Regions from separate parts of the Mus musculus genome. Here all the other regions are linked to region 1. A link is a contact called in ENCODE Hi-C or POLR2A ChIA-PET data. All regions are on one chromosome and are shown on one strand. The core of a region is the stretch at or near the end of the contact, and the rest is flanking DNA. Distances in the headings are between cores, read along the strand shown. Region 1 overlaps Tsks (testis-specific serine kinase substrate). Region 2 holds the start of Il4i1 (interleukin 4 induced 1). Region 3 holds the start of Prr12 (proline rich 12). Region 4 holds the start of Pnkp (polynucleotide kinase 3'- phosphatase).

Region 1 (4,683 bases), core at 1,458-3,957:
GCTATAGCACAAAGACAGAGAAGAGTGCACAGGGCACAAGCCGCAGCCTAGTCTCAGAGCAGCTGGTAACAACTGAGCACAGGAAGCAGGCGTGGTGGCACTGGCCTTTAATTCTAGCACTCAGGAGGTAGAGGCACACTGAACTCTATGGGTTCCAGGCCAGCCACAGCTACATGGTGAGATCTCATGGTCTCTACCTGACGATCCAAGATGTTGTCAGTTTTATACTTCAGAGAGTGGGGAGACAGAAAAGGAGGGATTTTTGGGGGTACACATTTGTGGCTGGAATCCGCGGTCTTGTGCACACTGGCAAGTACTCTGTCACTGAGTCACACCCCAGCCCCTCACTGGGGCGTTCTAGGTAGTGTCTCTACCACTGAGCCACATCCTCTCCTCTGACTGGGGGATTCTAGGCATTTTTCTGAAACTGTCTTCCCCTCTTGTCCCAGCACACTGTGAAGAATATTAGTCTACTTCTAGCTTTACCAAACAAGGGAACTCAATTCAAGGATGTCACCCTTTGCCCAAAGCCACATGCCCATCCAGAGCAAAACCAAACTGAAAATACACCCTTGCTGCCTCTAGAATGTTCTTGGTATTGAACTATACATGTCTTCTGTTCTTCACCAGAGTGGGGTCAACAGTGGATTGGTACGTGCCAAAGACTCCATCACCAGCTTGAAGGAAAAGACCACGCGGGTTAATCAGCACGTTCAGACTCTGCAGGTATGATACTTAAGGATCCCTGTGGCCTCTTCCTCCAGAACTAAGTTCTCGTCTTTGTAGCCACCTTTCTCCATTGTGCCGGCCCTCCGGAAGCTAAGAGCCTGCTCCCCTGTATAAGCTTTAACCCCGCCTTTGTGTAACCCTGTCTCCCTTCCATGGTCAAGAGCGAGTGCTCTGTGCTGAGTGAGAATCTGGAAAGAAGACGGCAGGAGGCAGAAGAGTTGGAGGGGTACTGCAGTCAGTTGAAGGTGAGCCGCTGTGGAAGGAATGGCTTGGGGAGAAAGTGATGAGAAAAGCGGGGACCGTGGAGGGCTTGGGATGTGGCTCAGTGGGCAGAGGGCTTTGCCTAGCATTCAGGAAACCCCGGGTTCAGGCTTGAGTGTGGTAGCACACCTTTGATCTCAGAACTTGGAAGTACAAGATTCTTTTCAGCTATATAACGACTTGGAAACCGGGGTACATGAGACCCTCTCGTGGCTATCAAAAAATGTCACTCTCTTCTGGCCTTCATGGGCACTGCCTGCGCTGTTGCACATATACATATGTATATTCATATACACAGGCAAAATACCCATTCATATAAGATTTTTTTTTTCAAGACAGGGTTTCTCTTTATAACCCTGGCTGTCCTGGAACTAACTCTGGAGACCAGGCTGGTCTCAAATTCATAAATCCGCCTGCGTCTGCCTCCCAAGTGCTGGGATTAAAGGCATGCGCGCCGCGGCCGCCGCCACCATCACCTCCCGGCTCATAAGACGTTTTCAAAAAAAAAAAAAATCTATTGAATTTTTAAATTTAAAACAAAAAGAGCACAGGAGAAGCGGGATGGTCAAAGGGGTACTGCAGTACGGGCTTGGTTAGGAAGGAAGCTTGGTTGGGAAGTGGGTGCGTCCTACATAGGGCAGGTGCGATGCAAAAAAAGAGGCTGAAGGTGGGGGGCAGAACCGGAATGGGAAGGCAGGGCCCCCGCCCTGATGTCCTGACCCAGGAGAACTGCCGCAAGGTGACCCGTTCAGTGGAAGACGCTGAAATCAAAACCAATGTCCTGAAGCAGAACTCTGCCTTGCTGGAGGTACGAGGGTGTGGAGGGTCCCAAACTAGTGAGAAGTTTGGGTGGAGTCTCGGGATGGAGGTTGGAGGAGCTATGGTGGACAAGGACAGGGGTGTAGAGGCTCCAGAGCCTTCAGTGAACTGAGGAGGGTTTGGGACCTGGCTGAAGGAGTTGGCTCTCAGGGGAAGGAGGGGCCCATCCCACGGGAGGAGCCAAAAGGGCTCGCTGGGTGGGACCAGGGTGGAGCCTGAGGAAGCTTAGTTATTCAAGGGTGTAGCCTGAAACGACTGGGTAGGCCGGGTCTAGTCTAGAATGAAGACTTGCTGCTAGCTCACTTTCCAACGGAACGCCGAGAAAGCTTGTCGCGGTCCCTAAGAGGCAGGGGCTGATTTTAGGCAGGCAGGGCAGGAGAAGGGAGTGATAGGTTGCCTGCCACTACAGAGTTTAGAGTAAATGTTATCTCCTCTCCTAAAGACAAGCAGGAGTTCAGTTACACTGCACGCGTACTTCCCAACTATCCTCTCTCTACACTACTTTGCAATCTCGGGGATCCATGGGGTGTAGTTAGCTGCAGGTGGTAAGGTGCCGAACACCTTGATTCGTTGCCCTCCCTTGCTCAGGAGAAGCTAAGATACCTCCAGCAGCAACTGCAGGATGAGACGCCCCGGAGACAGGAGGCCGAGTTGCAGGAGTTGGAGCAAAAACTGGAGGCTGGCCTCTCCCGACATGGTCTGAGCCCTGCCACTCCCATTCAGGGCTGCTCGGGTCCTCCTGGCAGCCCCGAGGAACCCCCGCGGCAGCGAGGCCTGTCCTCCAGTGGCTGGGGCATGGCAGTCCGCACAGGGGAGGGACCCTCGCTGAGCGAGCAGGAGTTGCAGAAGGTCTCCACCGGCCTGGAGGAGCTGAGGTGGGCGGGACTGAAGGAAATTGGTGGATCAGGCCGTAGGTGGAACAAAGGGCGGGAGCTAGGAGGAGCTTGGAGCCTGCGTGGGCGGGGTTTGTTTGCGGTTGGGTGGACCGGACAGAGTAAATCCTTGAGGGGTAGTGGTGGATGAGAATTGGAAGAGCTTGATGTGGGCGGGGCTTAGGGGAGCTAAACGTGTGAGCACAGAAGCAGAACCTAGATGAGGATTGGGTGATAGCATAGGTGGTACCGGGCTAACTTCGTACACTCAAAAAAGGAAAAGAGGTGGGGTGGGGGACGCAAAGTGGTGCATTCTTTTAATACCAGCACTGGGAGACAGAGGCTGAAGGATCTTTGTGAGTTCGATGCCAGCCTAGTCTACAAAGAGAATGCCAGCACAACCTGGACTACAATAAACAAGAATGTCTTTTTTGTTTGTTTTCGAGACAGGATTTATCTGTGCAGCCCTGGCTGTCCTGGAACTCACTCTGTAGATCAGGCTGGCCCTCAAACTCACAGAGGTCTGCCTGCCTCTGCCTCCCAAGTGCTAGGATTAAAGGTGTCACTCACCACCAACCGGCAACAGACCCTGTCTTAAAAACCAAAACAAGGCCAGGTGGGTCCCACTTGGGAGGCAGAGGCAGGTGAATTTCTGAGTTCGAGGTCAGCCTGGTCTACAGAGTGAGTTCCAGGACAGCCAAGGCTACACAGAGAAACCCTGTCTCAAAAAAAAAAAAAAAAAAAAAAAAAAAAAAAAAAAAAAGAAAGAAAGAAAGAAAGAAAAGAAAAGAAAAAAAAAAACCCAAAACAAAAAAAGTAAAGAAAAAAATGTTGGTGATCTATTTGGGGCGAGGTCGACGATAGCATGCATAGTCAACTCTTATACCCAACCCTTTCTTCCCTTCTGATCCTCGCAGGAGGGAGGTGTCCTCGCTGGCAGCCCGGTGGCATCAGGAGGAGGGGGCAGTGCAGGAGGCCCTGAGGTTGCTGGGAGGCCTTGGCGGCCGTCTGGATGGCTTCCTGGGCCAGTGGGAGCGGGCGCAGCGGGAACAGGCACAGTCCGCAAGGGGCTTGCAGGAGCTGCGAGGACGAGCAGATGAGTTGTGCACTATGTAAGGGCTCAGCAGGTGCTGAAGGGATGTGGGCTCCATGGGAAAGAAGTAATCGGAGGGTGGATCCTTGAGGGAAAAGGCTTGAGCAGTGGGCTAAGTGACCCAGTGAGAGGCTGGCAGTGTGGCTCAACCCCTGCTATGGGTTAAGGGCTTAGCTTTGAAGCTGAGTCCCTGCTTGAGATCCACCCGTAGGGAATGGGAGCTTGGCTCGGCATTTGCCTAGCAGAAGCTCTGGCTTCTATCCCCAGTGGAGTTAGACAGACCCATCCAAGCCAGGCCGTGCAGGTCTATAGTATTAAGAGGAGGACTTTCCGGTGCTGGGATAATACTGAATATTGCAAGTTATCCACATTGGTTGCTCTCCTGCCTCAGGGTGGAGAGGTCAGCAGTGTCTGTCGCCTCACTGAGGAGTGAACTGGAGGCACTGGGCCCAGTAAAACCCATTCTGGAGGAGCTGGGACGGCAACTTCAGAACTCCCGGAGGGGAGCTGACCATGTCTTGAACTTGGATCGGTCTGCCCAAGGCCCCTGTGCGCGCTGTGCCAGGTATGGGGAGGGGTAATGCCTACATTGCAGATCACATTTAGGACATGTGTGATCACACATTGTCATTGTGAGAGATGGATTCCCGTGGGATGCAGAATGAGAGCCCGGTTGCATTGTGGGAACAACTTTTCCACCCTTCCCACATGGTAAGAATTGGCTTCTTGTGGAGAGCAAAGATTAGATGCACTGGTATTTGAAACTTGGTGCATTTCCAGCACACTGTGGGAAGGCTGGGTTCTCTGCAACATAACACCAGGGGCACAGTTAGGAAAGTGTTTGTACTGGTCAGTCTAGCTGAATCAAGGAACTCCTGTCCAAAAAAAAAAAAGAGAGAGAGACTCTTT
Region 2 (4,683 bases), core at 1,552-4,051, 120 kb before region 1:
AAAAAACACATCCTACAGATAGTGTGTCTGAAAGGTGATTCCAAATAGTCCCATGTCACAGGGTAAGCAGGGGGCATGGTGGCATGCCTGTTAGCCATGTCACAGGGTAAGCAGGGGGCATGGTGGCATGCCTGTTAGCCATGTCACAGGGTAAGCAGGGGGCATGGTGGCATGCCTGTTAGCCATGTCACAGGGTAAGCAGGGGGCATGGTGGCATGCCTGTTAGCCATGTCACAGGGTAAGCAGGGGGCATGGTGGCATGCCTGTTAGCCATGTCACAGGGTAAGCAGGGGGCATGGTGGCATGCCTGTTAGCCATAGTCTTAAAAGGCAACGGCAGAAGAATGGCCTCAGTTTTGAGAACAGCCTAGGCCACAAAGTGAGACCCTGTCTCAAAAAACCAAAACAAAAATAGGCATTCTCTAGAAAATCCTGCCACAGCCTACCAACTGCTCTTCCTATCAGGACCTGGCTTCTCTGGCCTAGCAAGGCTGTAGGAGAAAGCTATCATTCATCCTGGTTCTGCCTGCGCTAAAGGATGACCTCAGTTCCAGGCTGACCAGCAAGGCCATGGGCGCCAGGAGAGCCCCACAAAGACCACCATGCAGTGAGTGTCCCCTTTCTGGGGTAGGGAGGCAGGGTGGAGGCCACAATTGCTCTGTTCCTGTCCAGGCCTGGGTCACCCTACCCCCTCCTTTGGTGACACTGAATTCAATCCACTAGACTTCAGACTGAAAGCTATGCAGTTAGGTCCCAGAGCCCCTCCCACTATCCCTGCCCCTAGGATTCATGGGAGGCACCGCCTGCCGGGATGTGGCACTGTTTCTGTGGATTGGATACAAGCCACAATGGGCAGGGGATCCCCAAAGACCATTTCTACCTAAAAGGCCCATAATGAAGCTGGGTTTCCCAAAGCCAGCAACAGCTGGTGGGTGTGTCACAAATGTACACACTAGTGTCTGGGGTCCTGCCTTTGTTGCAGGACACTTACTTGCTTGCTCCTAGCTTCTGATTCCATGCCCTGCCTTGTTCCCAGGACCTCAGCATAGCCAGGAAAGGAGTCTATCCCAATGGTGCCCCAACCCTCGGCACTCCTGATTTACATTCAATAATACCATTGGCACTAACATGGGATTTGGGAGTTTTAAATATTTATATTTTTGAGGTAGGGTCTCATTGTAGCCCAAGCTGGCCTTGAACTCTCCTGATCATGGGGATAGACTGGGATGATAAATACATGTGGTCACACATAGCATCACTAGCTTGGGATTTGGCAACAATACCTGAATCCATTCTGTTTGCTCCTCAGAGCTTCCTAGGGGAACAGGTGTAGCTCCGATCTCTGACCAGGGACCCAGAAGTGTTCTCTTGAGGCCAGACGTGCTTCAAGGGTTAGGAACACTGACTGTTCTTCCAGAGAACCAGGGCTTAATTTCCAAGACCTTCCTGGGAGCTCACAACCACTGGTCACTTCCATGCCAGCAGATCCAATGTCCTTCTCTGGCCTCTTTGGGCAACAGACAGACATAAACATGGTACATAAACATTCATAAAGGCAAAACTCAACCACATAAGTGAAAACTTTTAAAATTCAAAGCTGTAGTCCCTGTATGCCAGGCCTACCTTTACTCTTACCATGGCAACTTAGGGCTGTCTTACTGGTGCAGAATGAACTCCAGAAGCTGAGGAGGAGCACTGGCAACAGATGCTGCTGGTATTCTTGTCTTCAGGGAAGGGAGGGGGTCATAGGGAGTTTGAGGCCAGCCTGGTATACAGAATGAAATCCTGTCTATAAATAAGTTGAAATGTAATGGCACACACCTTTAATCCCCACACAATGGAGGCAGAGGCAGGTGGATCTCTGATACCAGGACAGCCAAGGGGTACACAGAGAAACTATCTCAAAGAGCCAAAATAAATTCCAGGCTGTGAAGCAGATGTTGCCCACTCCACCCTCCTCCCAGGACTGTCAGTTCCTCTGTAAGACTGAGACCAAGTACTGTGCCAGAGTTCTGCCTGACCTGAGGTCTCCAGCCTGCATGACTGCACTTGCCACAGAGCACACATATACACCAACCACCATCTACTTAATGGGCTCTGGAGTTCCCCAGCCTGCGCTCTCTGTGATTTCCCACCCTAGCTGTTCTCCTAACCCATCTTCTCCCCAACCCCAAGGAAAACCCCCTGCATCCTGTTGCCTCACCTCACCAGTTTTGGCAGAGGCTTCTAGGGTCATTTCTCTGAGGTGTCAGTCTAGAGTCTGCTGCCCAGCAGTACTTAAGACAAAGCAGGAAGGACAAAGGACAAGTGGCCACTTAGCCATCACCAACCAGTCCTGCCCATGTTCCTGCAGCTGCAGCAAACAGGTTCTGGACCTGGCCAGGTGCTATATGCAGGCCCTGACCTGGCTCCATTCCTGCCATTGTGCTGGACCATGTGACATGAGTAGGCCTATATGGGCTTCAAATGTGAAAGGCCCCAGACTTGTGTGTGCCCATTTCATACAGACATTCTTGGAGAGATGGGGAGGGGATGGGCAGACCCAAGACAAAAGTCCAAGAAGCCTAGAGCACAGGGTCCACCATCAACACTGCCACCTGGGTGGGTAGTCCCCACCCCCAGCTTCCCCAAAGCTATTTGAAGCAGGAAGAAGAAAAATAGACTGAGTTACTTCCTCCTGTGATATTTATTCCCATCACCTCCCCCAGCATCTGACCCTAGCTCAGGAAAGCACTTTTAATTCCCGAGGGAGGTGAGTGGGCGGGGCTGGCTACTTTTAAGGGGAGAGTCGCAGAGGCTCTGCTCTGCAGTCCTGCCCAAGAGAGCTGAAGGTAGAGCTACATGGAGGGTGGTGGCAATGACTGGAACCCAGAACCCAAGGCTGGAAAGCAGGAGGGGAGGGAGCCAGGCCATAATGGTCAAGATTAGGTCTGGGGAAATACATGCCCAGAGAGGAAGGAGGGAGACAGGCTGGGGATCCCTGGCCCCACCACATTGACCCCCTACTTCTTCACTCAGACAGCAGCTGCCACTTGAGCCATGGCTGGGCTGGGTAAGTGAGCAGCCAAGAGGAGGAGGGAGTGCTGGGGTTACGGCTGACTCCTGCACTTCTGGTGCCTATGTGCTGACCCTGTCCTTTTGCCAGCCCTGCGTCTTGTCCTGGCGGCCACCCTCCTTGGTCTGGCAGGCTCTCTGGACTGGAAGGCAGCCTCCAGCTTGAACCCTATTGAGAAGTGTATGGAGGACCACGATTATGAGCAGCTACTCAAGGTGGTGACCTTGGGCCTCAATCGGACTTCGAAGCCCCAGAAGGTGGTAGTGGTTGGTGCAGGCGTGGCAGGGCTGGTAGCAGCCAAGATGCTCAGTGATGCAGGACACAAGGTGAGAAGTGCTGCCTGTAGTCCTCAGGGAGCCTTTCCTGCTGCTGGTGGGGAGTCCTGGGTAGTGTGACGGAGAGAAGCTACCCTTTCCTAGAGCCCCCATTTCATTGACCCACTGCACTCCACTTACCCGTCCTGGAGGGAAGGCCTACTTCCTCTTCTTAATGTAACTGTCAAGAGTTGAGATGGGGATTTGGAGGTAAGGGGCCTGAGAAATCCTCAAGGGAGAGTATCCCTCACCTAACCCTAGGAATGAGATTGGGCCAGCCCCAACTCTTCTGTACAAACTAGGAAATCCCCCTCTTCCTGCCTTAAGCTGGGAAGTCCCTCTACAGTCCATCTGCTAGTCTTCCTGCTACAGTCTTGAGACCTTTCTTTCCGAGCAGCCCCTCCTACCCAGAAGAAAGGCCCTTCTATTCTAGGTGTCCTTTACTATTGGGGGCAAGACAGGCAGGGGCTAGTGGGAATGTAGTGAGGGAGCTGAGGTCCCTGTTGGCCGCTTTTCTTTAGGTCACCATCCTGGAGGCAGATAACAGGATTGGGGGCCGTATCTTCACTTTCCGGGATGAGAAGACAGGCTGGATAGGGGAGCTTGGGGCCATGCGAATGCCCAGCTCTCACAGGTGAGGTCCCACCTACCCAGGCAGCAGAGCCCCACCTCTACACCAAGGTTTAGCCAGAGCCCAGTTCCATACCCACTCCCACATTTTGCCAACTCCCGTCCCAGATTCAGGCTCAGCCAATCCCAGCCTCATTCTTGGTCTGGGCTCAACCAGAAGCAAGCTCTATCCCCAGTCCAGGCACCAGTATCTGTGTTTTGAGGTAATGCTTATAGAACTTTGGGCTTCAAGCTACACCTCCAACTCATCTCCAGTTTCACCCCTATTCCCACCCAGTCAAAAGTTGGGTCTAGACCTTACTTCCACTCACACCCCTCAGTAATGCCTTCCGGAGAGCCCGGGTGATCAGTGCCCTAGCCTGCAAGCTGCCTGAGCTCTGCCCCTATCCCCACCCCGACTCCTGAGCCAGCCCTCAGGTCCCCAGTGAGTAGTCTGATGCCCATCTCCAGTGGCCCTCTTATGGTGCCAGGCCAGGCCTCTCTCAAGCAGCCTCCCACTTCTAGGATCTTGCACAAGCTCTGCAGGACCCTGGGCCTCAACCTGACTCAGTTCACACAGTATGATGAGAACACGTGGACGGAGGTGCATAATGTGAAGCTGCGAAACTATGTGGTGGAGAAGATGCCAGAAAAGCTGGGCTACAACCTGAACAACAGGGAAAGGGGCCATTCCCCAGAGGACATC
Region 3 (4,683 bases), core at 952-3,451, 100 kb after region 1:
AATTAGCAGGGGCGGAACTTTCAGCAACCAATCAGATATCTTAAAGGGCAGACTTGCCCCAGCCCTCCAGGATGGGAGCCCATACCTGCAGGGTGGTGGTTGGTGGCATAGCTTTGTAGTGGGTGGGGGGCCGCATAGGCCTGGCGATGCAAGATGTCGGTTTCTGGGTGGGAAGTCCGGGAGCTGCCGTAGACCAAGCTGGGAGCAAGAGAGAGATGTCAGAGTATTCTCTCAAGCTATCCTCTGGGAAGGGGGCTAGGAGGGGCTTCTCAACTGAATGGAGGTGTTACTCCAAAGAACCCAGAGATAACACTAGGGAATCCAGTCATCCCATGGCGGGGGAGGGGGTTAAAAAATGTCATTCTGGAGCACTTAAGAGTCCCACGTTTGCAAACACGGGCATGCGAGGACACACTGGGGACGGAGAAAGTCAGGGGAAGCAAATAGTCAACGTGAAAGGTGTGGTCCTCCCTTGAAGTCCTCCCATGCCACAACAGAACGAAAGGTCCAACACTGCAAGGACGCACGGACAACCCAAGACCCGCTGAAACGACACGGACCCTGAATTAGGAAAGGAATCCAGCCAGGCCAGGAGCAGGAGGTAGCTTGTGTCCCAAATGGCAAGGGGAGAAGGTGGGGAGGGGACAGGACACAGGGAAAGTCCCAGGTACAAGTCCTGACACGAATTCGTTGCATCCCTAGGGGCTGAGGTTCAAATGCACCGGCCTAAGTGAAGCCAGATGCGTGTACAAACAGGAGTTCAATTCACCCGTGCAAAAGAAAAGGTCCCGAGTGTGAAGTCCCACTCTAAAAATTTATACACGCTGGGGAAAGCTAAGTGTGGAGGGGGAGGAGGGTGAAGGGCAGGTGAAGAGTGAGGACACAGATTAAACTACAAGAGGCAGGTTCACGGGTGAACACGCGGCTAGCCACGCGTGCACAGGGCCCACGCTCACACACACAAACACAAACGGGGAAGAGACACGACTCTGTTCCAGAAAGGGCCCAAATCCGTGGCCTTGCACCAGAGGGCAAACAGCGCGCCATCAACCAGGATTCACAGCTTTGAGCAAGGTGGGGAGCAGAAGGGGGCGTGTCCCTAATCTCAGGACCCCCCCAAACACACAGAATTCTAGTTTAAGAAGGGGGCGGGGCCCCTTGCCCACTCTGCGCGGGGAATTTCTTGGAGGGGGGAGGGACCGAGTGGCCCGGCCTCCTGCAGCCCCGGAACAATAGGACCTGGGAGGGGGTGCAGCCCCCCAGGTCTGCGAGCTGATTCTCTTTTCCTCCCACCTTTGCAGTTGCAGAGCCAGGGGCGCCCGGGGGGAGGGGTCAGCACGCCGGGAATCCAAAGATGGGGGGCAAGTCCAGGCCTTGCTTCGCCAACCCTTCCCATCTTCCCAAGGCCTTCCCGGTTCGAATTTGTTTTTGCGCCTTGCCTGCTTCGTTTCTCTCTTTTGCAAGCAGGAGCTGGCTTTGGCGGAGTTTGCAATTTGCAAACTGGGGCGGCGGCGTTGTTACAAACCCAAAGAAGGCCGCTCCCTTGCAAAAATCGGAGGGGGAGTTGGCGATGCACGCGTTGCCGAGCGGGCCCCAGGCCCAGGCCAGGCAGGAATCCCCCCACCTCTTGGCCCATTTCTCTAGGTCCCCCTCAGCTCCTTACCTAGCTTTCGCTGACCTCTCGTAACTCCATCCCGCCCCGGCGCCGAGCGGGTCCCCGAAGCCGGCGCTGGGGTAGTTCCTGTCCATGAATTGGCCGCGGTGGAAATTGGGGGGAGGGGGAGGGAGGGGGAAAGGAGGGGGAGCGCGCGCGCTCTCCTCCGCCGCCGCTCCCTCCGCTGCTTTTTTTCCTCCCTTTCTCTTTTTTTTTCTTTGCGGCCACCGAAGGCCCGGGAAGGCCCCGGGCGGGGGAGGGAGGGGGCAGGGACGGAGGGGCGGGCAAAGGAGGGGTGCAGCCGCTGAGCCAAGGAGGGGGGGTTCCCCCTGGAGGAGGGAAAGGGGGGAGGAGGGACCCCGCTGTCTCCGCCTTTGCCCCGGCGCTTGCAAGAGAGAAGGGGACGCGCGCTCCGGAGGGGGCGTCCCGGACGGCCCCGGAGTGGGTGCGGGCGCTGGGTGCTCGCTCTTTCGCCTCCGCCGCCGCCACCTCCTCCTCCTCTGCGCTCACGGTGCAGCCATCTTTGCACAAGGCGGCAGGGGGAGGGGGGAGGGGAAGGGGGGCGGGCGGCGGGGTGTCTGGCTGCGCTCCGCTTCCTCCCACAATCCCGTGCAAATGTAAAAAAAAAAAAAAAAGAGAGAGAGAGAGCGCGAGCGAGCACTAGCGGAGCCTGGGAGGCGGGGGGGGGGGGTAAGCGAGTGAGCGCGAGCGCACCAGCGGAGCCTGGGGGTGTAGGGCACAGCGCCTGTACACAGAGATTCAGTTCCACCGCGCGCAAATGCGCCCAGAAAGGGGGCTCAGTTCTTTTGCATTTTTATTTTTTTCTCATTGTTTCAATTTTTTATTTCTTCCATCCCCCCTTCCTTTCCCAAAGGGTTTTTAAGCAGAGGGCAGCTCAGATCAACTCCATTTACCCGGGTGCAACACAAGCGTGACACCCCGCTTACAGCACATTGCAAATGCGCCCCCCACCTTTATACTGGATTACAAACCGCCCATGTGCCCGACTGGGGAAATACACGAAGTCAGGCGTGTGCAAGGGCCTGGTTCCCTGCGCGTACGTGCCCCGCGGCACCAGTGGAGTGACAGCCGAGTCACGTCTGATCCGAGTTTCCTAAAAGGTCTGCCCATTCTGAGGCAGGGCCACTGCTCAGACGAAGTGTGGGGGGGGGTCACTGGAGGGCCGGGGGCACCAACTCGGCAACAGGATGGTCAGGGACGTGCGTGTATGCGTGCCCGGCGGAAACACGTGTGTCATGGTAGACCTCGGGTCCGACGACCCTGACTCCCCCACGGACACACTGAAGCCCAGTCGTCGAAGAAGCTGGCGACTTCCGGAATCCGCTATGAATCAGGGGCACAGTTCAGGGAGCCCGCGCTGCAAGCAGGTCTTCAGTGAGGCCTTCTGAGGCTATCGGGGATGGGGGTTGGGAGTGCAGAGTCAAACATCCCAGCCGCCCCCTCCACCGAGCCTACACCGACCCGCCCTTGGTGCCTCAGCCAATCCTCAATCCTGTAGGCACAAGCCCCACCTTCCTCAAAAGCTGCACTCTTGCAAGGCTGATCCACGCCCCTATAGACAATTGCGTAGGGTCCGCCCTCCCCTGCAAGCTCCGCCCTATGTAGGTTTTCCTAAGCACCAAGCCCTGCCCTTGGGGACACGCCCCTCCCACGCGTTGCCTCTCCCCCCCCCTCCCTCTGGCACCACCCAGGCAGAAGCCCCGCCTCATACCTGGAGTAAGGGGGCGGAGGTGCGTCGTGCACCCCGGAGGCTGCTAAAGCCTGCTCATAGGTGGGAAGGCCTGGGGGCAAGGGTGGAGATTGAGGCGTCTGAGGACTCAAGGGGATGATGAGCCCGGTCCTGGAAACAGAAAAAGTGTGGTTAGTATAAAACCTACATTATAGTTGGAGACAAGGGGGTCAGCGGTTAAAACACTTGCTGAACTTGCTGAGGACCCAGGTTCCAATTCCAGCACCCACATGGCTGCTCACAACCATCTGTAACTCCAGTCCTGGAGGAGCCGACACCCTCTTCTGATCTTTGACGGCACCAGGCACATAAAAGAAAACTTTAAAAGAAACGAATAAAAAGAAACCTACAGTCGGGAGGTGTTGGCACACACGCCTTTAATCCCAGCATTTGGGAGGCAGAGGCATGGGGATTTCTGAGTTCGAGGCCAGCCTGGTCTACAGAGTGAGTTCCAGGACAGCCAGGGCTACACAGAGAAACCCTGTCTCATAAAAAAACAAAACAAAAACACACAAAAAAAGAAAGAAACCTACAAGACCTTCAGAGGTGTAAGAGAGATGGCCCAGAAAAGTGCCTCAAAGGACACCCTGATGGACATGGACATGAACCTGGATGTGTACTCTCATCCACAGAAACAGGTGCCCCAGGGTAACAGAGAAACATCAGGACAGACAACAAGAACAGACAAGACCAAGCTCAGGAGGTCCACACAGACACGAACACAACACAGAAACATTTAGTCCCAAAATTTCCCAAACCCAGTCTCTACCCCCCCCCCCCCCCCCGCAAGGTCTCCTGGGCTGGCTTTAGAACTTGGAACAGTCCTTCTGCCCAGCCTCCCAAGCACTGGGACTGCATGTGTGAGCTGCATGCCCAGCTTCCAAACCCATTCTCTTAATATTGTATTTTGATATTTAAATTGCAGTTATATATTCTCTGTGTGTGCACATATCCCCACACACAAATAAAAGAGGACAACACAAGTGAGTGTGTCTCCTTTCACTATGTGGGTCCCTATGTGGTTGTCAAGTTTGGGAGCAATCTGTTTGTTTTGTTTTAATCTGGTTTTTCGAGACAGGGTTTCTCTGTGTAGACCTGGCTATCCTGGAACTCACTCTGTAGACCAGGCTAGCCTCGAACTCAGAAATCCACCTGCCTCTTCCTCCCAAGAGCTCGGATTAAAGGCACATGCCACCACTGCCCCTGGCCCCACTAAGCAATCTTAATGGGCCTTCCCCTACTCAGGACCCAGGGCACTCTAGGTCCATCCTTTCATGGG
Region 4 (4,683 bases), core at 1,325-3,824, 96 kb before region 1:
GACAGTTTCCTTCTCTACAGCCCTCCTCGCCCGACCTAGACCGAATAGCGGCCAGCATGCGCGCGCTGGTGCTGCGGGAGGCTGAGGACACCCAGGTCTTCGGGGATCTTCCGCGGCCGCGGCTCAATACCAGCGACTTCCAGAAGCTGAAGCGGAAATATTAAGCGAACAGAAAGCCTTGGCCTGCGAGAGGCCACTGCCTCTCGGCCCAGCAAGAGAACAATTCTTTCCGGGATTGGCTGGCTCAGGTTGGGCGGGGCCGGTTCTAAACGCTCCAAGGGTCAACTCTGTTTCTTGCCTAGCAAACGAAGCTTTGCCCGCACAGCCTTGACTCGCGGCCCCAGGGCGGAGCCCAGCTGCGGGAGCTGCCGCTGCTCAGCCAGTGTCGGGAAGAGTTGCCCGCCAGCCTTCCAGAGTTCCCCTACCCGATTGGTCCCGGCCTCCTGGGAGTGTGGCCAAGCCCTCCCTAACCCAGAATTGGCCCGAGGCCTTTAATTTCTTACACTACTAGGGCTGTTAATCAATTGTTTTTGTTTTTGTTGTTTTCTTTGCCTGAGTCCTGACAATTGTATCCCGGTTCCCCAGGGGACAGTCTGGGTCCCTCTCTGGTCTGACGCTCCCTATAGGTTCCACCGCACGACAGCCTGTCCATCAAAACTTGTCCTGTACCCAGGACAGTACCAGCTTCCTGTCCCCCGACCCTAACAGGTGCCTTAAAAGGCCCTCTCCCACCCAAGGTGGGGGGGCCAGGGGGGCCTCACTTTCCGGCCCTAGACTTGGGTGCGGGAGAGTGGGATGGGGGTAGGGAGGGGCGCTCTGAGATTAAAGTTTTACCTCTGACTAGTGAGTTCGTGTTGTGTGTGAGTGTGATGCTATGAAGCGTTCATGACAATTAAATGAAGTTCAGGGTTCGACACCCAGTCTTGGGGGCGTAACTGTGGGAGCGGTAGAAAGGCAAACCAGGGAATCTCCATTTCCCAACATCCAAAGATGAGAAAGGGGGCTAGAGGGGCTAGAGGACTGTCACCTTCACACTATTAATATTAATATGGATTGCCTCCCTTTTGTTACTTTGCTTTTTGGGATGATTTCACTTTGTAGCCCAGCCTTTCTCTTCAGTTTTTGTGCTGGGATTTCCAATCTGCCCCATCATACCGAGCTTTAGCGTATTTGTCCCAGAATTAGAAGCGATTTTCCCACTTTATTGCAAAGGGACCGGCATCATAGAAGCAAAGGAAGAGTGTATAGTGATGCTATGCGCTTCAAATGCTAAGGACAAGCTGGTTTGTTTCCGCTGCTACGCAGAGGAATGATGAAGGCGCACATCTGTCATTCCATCAGCAGGGAGATGGGTTTAAGGAGGCACAGGTGTTCACGTCAGTCTAGACTTTTTGAGACCATGCCTCAAAGAACAAAAAAAACCGTGAGCAGTGGCGCACACCTCTAATTCTAGCACTTGGGAGACAGGAGCAGGTGAATCCCCTGGTATCAAAAAGTAAAACAACCCATCAATGGCCAAGTGTGATGGCATTTTCTTCCTTCCTCTCCCCCCCCCCAGCTTTTAGAGCGTGTTTTTCAAGATAGGGTTTCTCTGTGTAGCCCTGGTTGTCCTGGAGCCCTTCTGAAGACCAAGCTGTCACTAAACTGAGATCTGCCTGCCTCTGCCTCCACTTCCCCAGTTTTAGAATGAAAGACGTGCGCTGCCAACCTGTCTGTAGAGCTCTATTTTAATACTAATATTTGGAAGACAGACAGATCCCGAAATTTGAGCCCAGTTTGGGTGTATGGTGGATTAACATACACGCCAAAAAAAAAAAAAAAAAAAAAACTTGTCTGGGCTGAAAGATAACTGCAGCCGGACTTTTTGATTTCGCTCATAGAAGGGGAGGCAAGGTCATGGGACCCTGACCTTAGTACCCAGCTGTTCCTCACAAGCAACTATATGCAATTTTGCCCTAGTTGCCTGTGGTTTGGGGAGGGGCTAGAGGATACTGGTGAGGGGGAAGGGAAGGGAAGGGCTCTGTCTGTGCAGTATGAAATGAGGCTTCATTTCTGCTAGATGAAAACTGCCCCGTGTGTTTTTTTGCAGGTAGCAACACAACCACCACCACCTATGCTCTGCAAGCCCAATATAGTCGGCTTCCCCAGAATGCTCTGTGGTGGAATCATATTTCAGGTTATATATACTTCAGGCCTTTGGAGAAGGGTAGGCATTTTTTAGGTCTTCCCCAGGAGAGCAACTTCCTCTTTATTTTATTTTTGCGGTGGGGGCAGAATCTTACTATGTAGACCAGGCTGGGCTCTGCCTGCCTCTGCCTCCCAAGTACTAGGATTAATATTAAACTCATGTGCCACCATGCCTAGGAAAGAATTTTAACAAGGCTACATCCTGAGAACCTGTCTCACTAAAACATACATACATACATACATACATACATACATACATACAAGAAAATCAAAACAAAAACAAGTAACTCTAGCGTAGGGATCAAGTGACTATGGATGCGAGTGACCCCTATCCGCTCTGGCTCAGAGCGCCTCAAGCGAGTCAGGACTGCGCATGCGCCGTGGGAGGAGCCAAATTTTCGAACAGTCTTTCCCATAGCATAGATGAGCTTTGGAATGAATTCAGAAGTGACTCTACCTATATGCAATCCTCACTGCGCATTGGAACCGTTGTGGTAGCTTGGGAAACGTCGAACCCGCCCATGGGCAAGGGGCGGAATTTCCGGTGTGGCTCGCATTGGGAAAGCAGAACTTCCGGTGGCGGGTGGGTTGCCGGCTGCTGAGCAAGCTCCACTGTGATTCTGTTCCCCTTCACAGCATCCGAGGATGTCACAGCTTGGATCCCGGGGCCGCCTGTGGCTGCAGAGCCCCACCGGTGGGCCGCCCCCTATATTCCTGCCGTCGGATGGCCAAGCCCTGGTCCTCGGTCGGGGACCCCTGACCCAAGTGACGGACCGGAAGTGCTCCCGAAACCAAGGTGGGCACGGGAATGGAACTGCTGCAGAGTGGGATTGGAAGGAAGCAGGGGAGCCTATGCCTAGCCAGAAGCAAGACGAGGCATTATGGGAGGGACAGAGAGGATCTGGGAGATTGTCACCGGAGGGGAGAAGGACAACAGAGAGACGGTCGCTGGGCAGGCTACATCAGGCGGTGATGCATCAAGCCATGCCCAAGACCTCGGTCTACCCCATGTATCTCATGGGACAAAGCAGACCCTACAGATAAAAAAAATACCTGTTCTGGACAAGTCCGTGTCTCTAGCAATCCTAGGGACTCCGAAGTACCTGTTATTATTGAGGAATAAACTGGCTCGGGGGGGGGGGGGGGGGGCAGACACCCCTGTCATCCAGAGAATTGGGTGGTAGAGGCATGAGAATCAGTTCAAGCCCAGCCGCTAGTATGTAGCGAGTTCAAGGCTATCCTGGGCTACCTGTGTTGGGGGATTGAGGAAGGAAGGGAGAAAGTGCCTCTCTTACTTAAGTCCTAGGGAGAAAGTGCCTCTCTTACTTAAGTCCTAGTAGTAGACTGTAGTTGGCCACGCCCCTGTACGTGATGTAAACCCTGACTCCACCCCCTTACCCTCAGTGGAGCTGATTGCAGACCCTGAAAGCCGGACAGTGGCAGTGAAACAGGTACCAGTGTCTTGGCAGCGGGTAGCAAGGACTTGGGAGAGGGGCCGGGTAGATGACAACCCTTCAGAAGGCTGGTCAGCTTTCCGCTTTAACACCGTGCCAGACTAGAAGCCACTAACCTTTCAAAGTTCTGACTGGCCACACGAAGTGAATAGGTGGGAAGATTAAAAATTGATTGGGAGCTAAGGTATTGGATTTGGTGGGGCGGGGTGGTGCCAACCCTAGCTCCTCCTTTGTCTGCAGCTGGGTGTTAACCCGTCAACTGTTGGGGTCCAGGAGTTGAAGCCAGGACTGTCTGGCTCTCTAAGCTTGGGGGATGTCCTTTATCTGGTTAATGGCCTATATCCCCTGACCCTGCGTTGGGAAGAGCTCAGCACATCAGGATCCCAGCCAGATGCTCCACCAGACACTCCTGGGGATCCGGAGGAGGGAGAGGATACTGAGCCTCAGAAAAAGCGAGTTCGGAAATCCTCTCTTGGCTGGGAGAGCTTAAAGAAGTTACTGGTGTTCACAGCGTCTGGGGTGAAGCCCCAGGGCAAGGTGAGGCCGCCACCCCTGCTGCCACCCAGGCTAGCCAGTTAATGTAAAGTTTCCTGTGCAGCCCTGAGCTAGTCTTATCAAAGTTCCTGAGCCTCAACTGTTCTGTGCAGAGAAGACTGAGACCCCAGTGGTGCCGCCACCACTGAGGTACAGGGTACAGGTCAGGCCCTGTAATCAGTGGTGACCTTTCTTGGATCACTCTGAAATGAGGCCACAGAAAATTCACGGCCTAGTTTCCTGTGGCCACTCAGCCAACAGTGAGGTTTGTTTTTTTAAGAATTGATATGACCTGGCACTCGGGAGGCAGAGGCAGGCGGATTTCTGAGTTCGAGGCCAGCCTGGTCTACAAAGTGAGTTCCAGGACAGCCAGGGCTATAAAGAGAAACCCTGTCTCGAAAAAAAAAACAACAACAACAAAAATCAAAAAAAAAAAAAAAAAAGAATTGATATGAGCCTGCATGATTTTCTGTGTACTGTATGCAGGTGGCTGCAGAGGCCACAGAGC

Evidence for each region. Hi-C counts contacts between places; a loop is a spot of excess contacts on that map. ChIA-PET counts read pairs that join two places held with the same protein, here RNA polymerase II (POLR2A).
Region 2: a map of v-Abl transformed pro-B cells shows a loop between it and region 1 (2.3-fold over the local background). The contact joins the promoter of Il4i1 here to the enhancer-like site in region 1. A Hi-C loop is called at or near these places in 1 of 37 maps with a recorded cell type or tissue (v-Abl transformed pro-B cells). POLR2A ChIA-PET finds 5 or more read pairs at or near these places in 3 of 5 experiments (all embryonic stem cell).
Region 3: POLR2A ChIA-PET joins it to region 1 with 17 read pairs in embryonic stem cell. The contact joins the promoter of Prr12 here to the enhancer-like site in region 1. POLR2A ChIA-PET finds 5 or more read pairs at or near these places in 3 of 5 experiments (Patski and embryonic stem cell).
Region 4: a loop to region 1 is called in a map of CH12.LX, with 2.1 times the contacts of the local background. The contact joins the promoter of Pnkp here to the enhancer-like site in region 1. A Hi-C loop is called at or near these places in 1 of 37 maps with a recorded cell type or tissue (CH12.LX). POLR2A ChIA-PET finds 5 or more read pairs at or near these places in 4 of 5 experiments (Patski and embryonic stem cell).

What each region holds. Positions count from the first base shown.
Region 1 is chr7:44,950,149-44,954,831 of GRCm38, forward strand. Tsks (testis-specific serine kinase substrate) reads left to right here. Exons shown (of 11, transcript NM_011651.2): 3 at 631-726; 4 at 891-974; 5 at 1,688-1,798; 6 at 2,398-2,684; 7 at 3,599-3,793; 8 at 4,166-4,339. Among named protein-coding and RNA genes, the nearest start is that of Tsks, 9.2 kb to the left of the region's middle. Within about 2 kb of position 2,708, at least 1 of the 3 ENCODE cell types and tissues checked has a DNase peak (open chromatin) inside an H3K27ac peak, as active enhancers do.
Region 2 is chr7:44,833,487-44,838,169 of GRCm38, forward strand. Il4i1 (interleukin 4 induced 1) reads left to right here and starts at 2,802. Exons shown (of 8, transcript NM_010215.3): 1 at 2,802-2,830; 2 at 3,018-3,051; 3 at 3,145-3,380; 4 at 3,890-4,002; 5 at 4,503-4,683. The coding sequence starts at 3,039. Il4i1b (interleukin 4 induced 1B) reads left to right here. Exons shown (of 9, transcript NM_001171024.1): 3 at 465-606; 4 at 3,145-3,380; 5 at 3,890-4,002; 6 at 4,503-4,683. The coding sequence starts at 570.
Region 3 is chr7:45,051,133-45,055,815 of GRCm38, forward strand. It overlaps Prr12 (proline rich 12), which reads right to left and starts at 2,202. Exons shown (of 14, transcript NM_175022.3): 1 at 1,664-2,202; 2 at 86-198. The coding sequence starts at 1,749. Prrg2 (proline-rich Gla (G-carboxyglutamic acid) polypeptide 2) reads right to left here. Exons shown (of 7, transcript NM_022999.1): 6 at 3,387-3,515; 7 at 2,472-3,065. The coding sequence ends at 3,047.
Region 4 is chr7:44,854,572-44,859,254 of GRCm38, forward strand. It overlaps Pnkp (polynucleotide kinase 3'- phosphatase), which reads left to right and starts at 2,575. Exons shown (of 16, transcript NM_021549.3): 1 at 2,575-2,983; 2 at 3,592-3,638; 3 at 3,882-4,178. The coding sequence starts at 2,833. Akt1s1 (AKT1 substrate 1 (proline-rich)) reads left to right here. Exons shown (of 5, transcript NM_026270.4): 5 at 21-850. The coding sequence ends at 164.